2 separate regions of the Homo sapiens genome follow, and region 1 is linked to region 2. Evidence: chromatin contacts called from ENCODE Hi-C or POLR2A ChIA-PET data. All regions are on one chromosome and are shown on one strand. Each heading gives the region's core, a stretch centred on a gene start or an enhancer-like site at or near the end of the contact. The rest is flanking DNA. Distances are from core to core; before and after follow the strand shown.

What was found. A loop is a pair of places that touch in the nucleus more often than their neighbours do. ChIA-PET counts read pairs that join two places held with the same protein, here RNA polymerase II (POLR2A). Pooled maps may share reads with other maps.
Region 1: a loop to region 2 is called in a pooled map, with 9 times the contacts of the local background. The contact joins the promoter of PARVB here to the promoter of EFCAB6-DT in region 2. A Hi-C loop is called at or near these places in 2 of 37 single-sample maps with no recorded cell type and 6 of 50 pooled maps. POLR2A ChIA-PET finds 5 or more read pairs at or near these places in 3 of 52 experiments (CD8-positive, alpha-beta T cell, activated CD4-positive, alpha-beta T cell and activated CD4-positive, alpha-beta memory T cell).

The regions. Positions count from the first base shown.
Region 1 is chr22:44,023,052-44,025,551 of GRCh38, reverse strand. It overlaps PARVB (parvin beta), which reads right to left and starts at 1,250. Exons shown (of 13, transcript NM_013327.5): 1 at 1,101-1,250. The coding sequence starts at 1,212. RefSeq lists silencers at 743-952, 1,003-1,052, 1,123-1,242, 1,273-1,382.
Region 2 is chr22:43,811,003-43,814,049 of GRCh38, reverse strand. EFCAB6-DT (EFCAB6 divergent transcript) reads right to left here and starts at 1,628. Exons shown (of 2, transcript NR_186822.1): 1 at 1,066-1,628. It overlaps EFCAB6 (EF-hand calcium binding domain 6), which reads left to right and starts at 1,745. Exons shown (of 32, transcript NM_022785.4): 1 at 1,745-1,882. RefSeq lists enhancers at 338-1,139, 1,381-1,650 and a silencer at 1,982-2,223.

The DNA.
Region 1 (2,500 bases), core at 1-2,500, 210 kb before region 2:
ACGCATCCCTGGGGGCACAGGCATCCCTGGGAGAAAATGTCTGGGGAACCAAGCGTTCCCTGCACTGTACAAAAATCCTGGGGAGCAGGTGCATGGGGGCACACACATGCCTAGAGGCAAATCTGTCATATGTCTTCCCGGGGCACACACATCCCTAGGAATACAAGAGTCCCAGGGAAGAAATGAATGGGGGACCTGCATCCCGGGGTACACTAATCCCTGGAGGCACAGGAAGAGTTCCCAGGGGATATGTCAGGCCCAGGTGGTTTAAGGAAACCGTACTGCATACCCGCTATGGGAGGGCTCCTTCCCGGGGACCCACCTGAGGCCGGCCTTTCTCCATCTGCCTTTCCACAGCAGCTCCCCTCACCTCTCACCAATCCGAAATCTCACTATAGGGCATGGTCCCGGGGCAGAACCTCCCCACCCAAGCAGAAAATTCCAGAATGTATCTCCCAGGAGGCCCTGGGCAAGCGGTACACTTAAAGACACCAGACTATCCCTTGCAACTCTAACAATCTTTAAAACGTACGAGGTTGGTAGTGTTTCGTGAGCACACGCAGTAAAAAATTTAAAAAAAAAAATTTTTAATGGGATCTCTGCAATTCTTGCTCGCAGGCCTCCCAGGCCTCAGCCCTGCACGCCCTGAGCCCCGCACCCTGCAGGGCGCCCGCGCAACACCCAGTAGTGGGTCCCCCAGGCCGTGTCTGCCCAGAGTGCCCTGCACACGTGAGCGTCACTGCTCATGGAATGAACGGTCACCCCGCGCGGCTGGCTATGCCGCTGGCCCAGGGAAGAGCTGAACACCCGGCAGGCAGAGCAGGCGCGGGCCCCGCACGGTGGCCCGAGGTCCCCGCCGCGCAGGCGCCCGCACGCGCGTTTGGCAGACTCCGGAGGCCACCGCGGCCCCACGCGCCAGGTCCCGGCCGTTGTTTACGGGTCCTGGGTCAAAGGCCTGGCCTGTCCCGAAGGTCGCGCAGCCGCGTGGGCCGGGCGGGGTGCGTGGGGGAGGGCGGGGGCGGCCTCGTGGGGCTCTAGGGCCGAGGGCGGGCACCGCCGGGCAGGTCCCCGGGGGTCGGCGGGCGCGGGCGCGCACTCACCCTCGCGCGCCCTCCGCTTCCTGGCCAGGGTGCCGCCCAGCTTGCCCAGGAACGACTCGTCCTTCTTCATCCTGCGGGGCCGCGGGGTGGGCGAGCGCGGCGCGGAGGACATGGGCCGCGCGTGGGGCCGGCGGCGGGCGCAGCGCGTGTGGAGCCGCCCGGTCGCCCCGGGGAGAGGCCGAGGGCGCGGCCCCGCCGCCGGCCCCCGCCCCGGTCCCGCCCCCGCCCCTGGCCTGGAGCGCGGCCCCGGCGTCCCGGATGCCCGAGGCCTGCTGGTCCCGGCCAGAGCCGTCCCCGTCCCGCGCCGCCGCTCAAGCTCAGAGAAGGGGCGTGGGGCCACCCCGGGAGCGGCGCAGCCTTTTCCCTACGCGTTGGAGCCCTGGGCTCTGCTCGGCTCCGCTAGTGGTGCCGGATCCAGGCGACAGCGCGACAGACACCATTGCCACGTGGGTGCAGCCTCAGGACGTCCTGAAAGCCGGAGAGAATCAGGTCACACGAACGTGGCCGGTCTGTTGTTAAGCTTCTGCCAAGAGCCAGGCCCGGGGCAGGGGGAGCCCTTCAGAACTGGGAATTGTCCCTACCCACGGGAAGCTTAGAGGATGGAGGGCAATGCGGGGCACAGGTCATTGGCCTGACCTCCAAGGGGAGTTCCAGGAGTTGTTTCTGGAAGAGGCGACGGGGAGGCCCCAGGAAATGGCTTGCAGGCCGGTACCATGAGGTGAGCAGAAGAGCAGGCCCTGGGGACAGTGTGGGGTGCCAGGGAGGGGAGAGGAGGGGAGACAGGCCTCGCATGTGTTGGAAGCAGAGGAAACGGCTTCATCCCGAGGACTGCCAGACAGGGCTATTTTTATTTTATTTTATTTTATTTTATTTTATTTTATTTTATTTTATTTTATTTTATTTTATTTTATTTTGTTTTGTTTTATTTTATTTTATTTTTTTAGACGTAGTCTTGCTTTGTTGCCCAGGCTGGAGTGCAGTGGCACAATCTCGGCTCACTGCAACCTCCACCTCCTGAGTTAAAGCGATTCTCCTGTCTCAGCCTCCTGAGTAGCTGGGATTACAGGTGCACGCCACCACGACCGGGTAATTTTTGTATTTTTAGTAGAGATGCGGTTTTGCCATGTTGGCCAGGCTGGTCTCGAACCCCTGACCTCAGGTGATCCGCCTGCCTCGGCCTCCCAAAGTGCTGGGATTATAGGTGTGAGCCACCATGCCCAGCCTAGATACCCAGGCAGGGCTTTGAGCTGTGATGTCACAGATGTTGCCTCTGGCTGATGGCTGCTCAGCAGGTGCTGGAGACAGAGAAGGCACAGGCAGGCGGACGGTGACTTAGGAGAAAAGCAAACAGATTTCTGAGATGCTCACAGCCAGAAGCCCCAGCCTTGAAGAAGTAGGAG
Region 2 (3,047 bases), core at 379-2,878:
GCCTCAGGATCCATTCACACTCTTAAAAAGTATTGAGGATCCCAAAAAACTTTTATTTATGTTTATATCTATCAATATTTACCATGTTAGAAAATACAATTGATAAAAAATTTATTAACTCATTAAAAATAATAAACCCATTAGATGTTAACGTTCTCTAATGAAAAATTACACTTTCCAAAAAAGTGAAAAGAGGGGCAGTTTTCTATTTTTGCAGATCTCTTTAACATCTGGCTTAGTACAAGACCGCTGGATCTCTTACCTTCTTTTGCATTCAATTTGTTGCAATATCACACATCATGTAGCTTCTGGAAAATCCCCCCATATACTTATGAGAGAAAAACAATGAAAAAGCAAGTAAAGTCTTAAGTGTTATGAAAGTATTTTTTGGCCCCATGGACAGTCTGAAAGGGTCTCAGGATCCCCAGGGATTCCCAGACCACACTTAGAGCACTGCCTATAATAAAGAAGGCAAATGGGGAGGGATCCAGGACACAGTTAGAGGGACTGGCCTCTGTAAGAGACCCTCTTTTGGGGCAAGAGGAAAAGAGGCGATGAATGCCAAAGTGATTGTGAAGGAGTGCATTCCATTCTTATGCATTACATTTTCTCAATGGGATAAGACCCATGGTCATTGAGTCCGGTGAGGAAGTAGTGAGTGCGGGAGGTCTGAGACAAGCCATGGGAAAGAATTCTCTTGGTGAACAGGAAAACTAGCTGCCCAGTGAAGTAGTCAGAGTGCCCAGCAGGGACCGCATAGTATCCATCTTTGCAGCACACACCAGGGCACCTAATTGACCTGCCGCAGCCATGTGTGCAAGGAATTCCAAGCTGCACACGTCTGCCTGGCTGCTTCTCTCCCACAGTGAGCAGTGTGGCAGGGTGCCTAAGAGCAAGCTCCATAGGTTCTCATTCTGCTCCTACCCCTGACTGGCAGTGTGTCCTTGAACAAAATGCTCTGTGTGCCTCAGTTACCTATCTGTAAAATGGGAGTAACCACAGCACCCACCTCACAGGGTTGTTGTGAAGACAAATGAAGATGACAATTACATGTAAAGTACATACCTAGGATGGGTGAGTGCCTGGCAAGGGAAGTGCTCCATAGGGTCAGCGACAACAATTACATTCACTCACGTGATTTATGGCGCTTCCACTCGGCCCTCTGTCTTAGTAATAATTCACTCATTTAGCGAATATCAATGGAATGGATGCTTACTGTGGGTATGGGCGGAGGCTGAGGTTACAGCCTGGGCAAAGCAGGCCAGCTCCCGTCCTCACCGGCTGTCTCCTCGAGCAGACAAGCGGACCCAGTGAGACCCGCTACGTGGTGGCACAATGCGAGTCCCCATGACTGCTCACCCTAACGAAGGCGCAGGATGCGGTAGGGGCTTTGCGGACCTCACTGCAGCCAATCCTGACCACAGGCCCCAGTGGGCACGCTTAGCCTTTTACAGATGCAGAGTCTGCTTCTCAGAGCAGGGGGCTGACTTCCCCCGGCTACACGGCCCTATGCAGTTCGGTGGGACCGGGCCGACCGCCCAGCTCGCGCTAAAGCCCACGTAACAGAAACCCGCTCCCATGACACGGGTCGCCAGGGTTCCCGCTCCCCAGAGAACGGGACTTCCGGCGGAAATTTCTTCCGGGAGCGGAGGCGCGGGACTGACCTGGCCCCGCCCCCTCCTCGTTTATCTCCAATTGACCAATCACAGCTCAGCTTCTTGCCAGGCGCGTAGGCTCATTCTCCAGTCAGCGACTGCCGTCGTCTCTCGGGCAACAGCGTCCTAGAGACGCCGAATGGGCAGCCCCTCTGAGACCCCGCGGCTTGGGGTCCGCGCACGCGGGTGCCGGCCCAGCTAGGCGGAGAATCGAGGAGGGGTTCCCGGTAAGGCTGTATTCGGGGTGGCCACGCGCGTGCGACAGGCCGAGGAGGGGCCGGGCGGGCGGGCAGCTCCGTGGGTCTCACTGCCCTGAGAAGGCCGGCGCTGCTGCCCACCCCCAGGGACGAAGGGGTGGTGATTCGTTTATTCAGGTGTTCATGGCGCGTCTGCTTGTGCCAGGCATGTTGTAGGCCCTGGGGCCCTGTGGGGAACAGTAGGGCCCCTGTTCCCGTAGCTTACCTGATATGTGGAGAAGAACGATAAACAACGCTGACGGTGGTGACGTCTTCTTCCCTGCCTCTCTGTGAGAATCAGCTGGGAAATGTGTGTGGAAACGCCCTAAATCTCTCCAGTTTACAACATGTCTCATGCCCCTGATTTCATTTGTGCCCACAGCAGTCTTGTGAATGTCATGATTGACTCCCTCCTGTAGACAGACGAGGACTTGAAACCTGTGGGGTGAAGGGGCTTTTCCAAAGTCACACAACTATCTTAGGAAGTTTCTGAGCCAGAATTCAAACTCATTTCTGTATCACGGCAAAATCTCTGCTCTTTTACACTCTTCTCCCACAGCCTGCACATAATTACCCCTGCCTCCCTCAGAAATTTTGTTTGGAAGCACTTTGTGAGGTATACATCTGTATAGGGCTTACTTGAAGGTTGTCCAAATCACCCCTCTCTCTACTCCCTTCCTTTCTCTCCAAATCTTTGCCTTTCAGGATGTCTTGCCCCTGTTAAGAGGACTCTTCTTTTCTTTTCTTTTTTCTTTTCTTTTCTTTTCTCCCTCCCCTCCCCTCCCTTCCCTTCCCCTTTCTTCCCTTCCTCCCCTCCTCTCTCCTCCCCTCCCCTTCCCCTCCGCTCCCCTCCCCTTCCCTCCCCTCGCCTCTCCTTTTCTTTCCTGATGGAGTCTTCCTCTGTCACCCAGGCTGGAGTGCAGCGATCCCAGCTCACTGCAACCTCCACCTCCCGGGTTCAAGCGATTCTCGTGCCTCGGTGTCCCAAGTAGCTGGGATTACAGGCGCCTGCCACCACGCCCAGCTAATTTTTGTATTTTTAGTACAGACGGGATTTCACCATGTTGGCCAGGTTGGTTTCAAACTCCTGACCTCAAGTGATCCATCCGCCCGCCTTGGCCTAATTTAATATGTGTTCCTAAATGGGTGGCCTTAA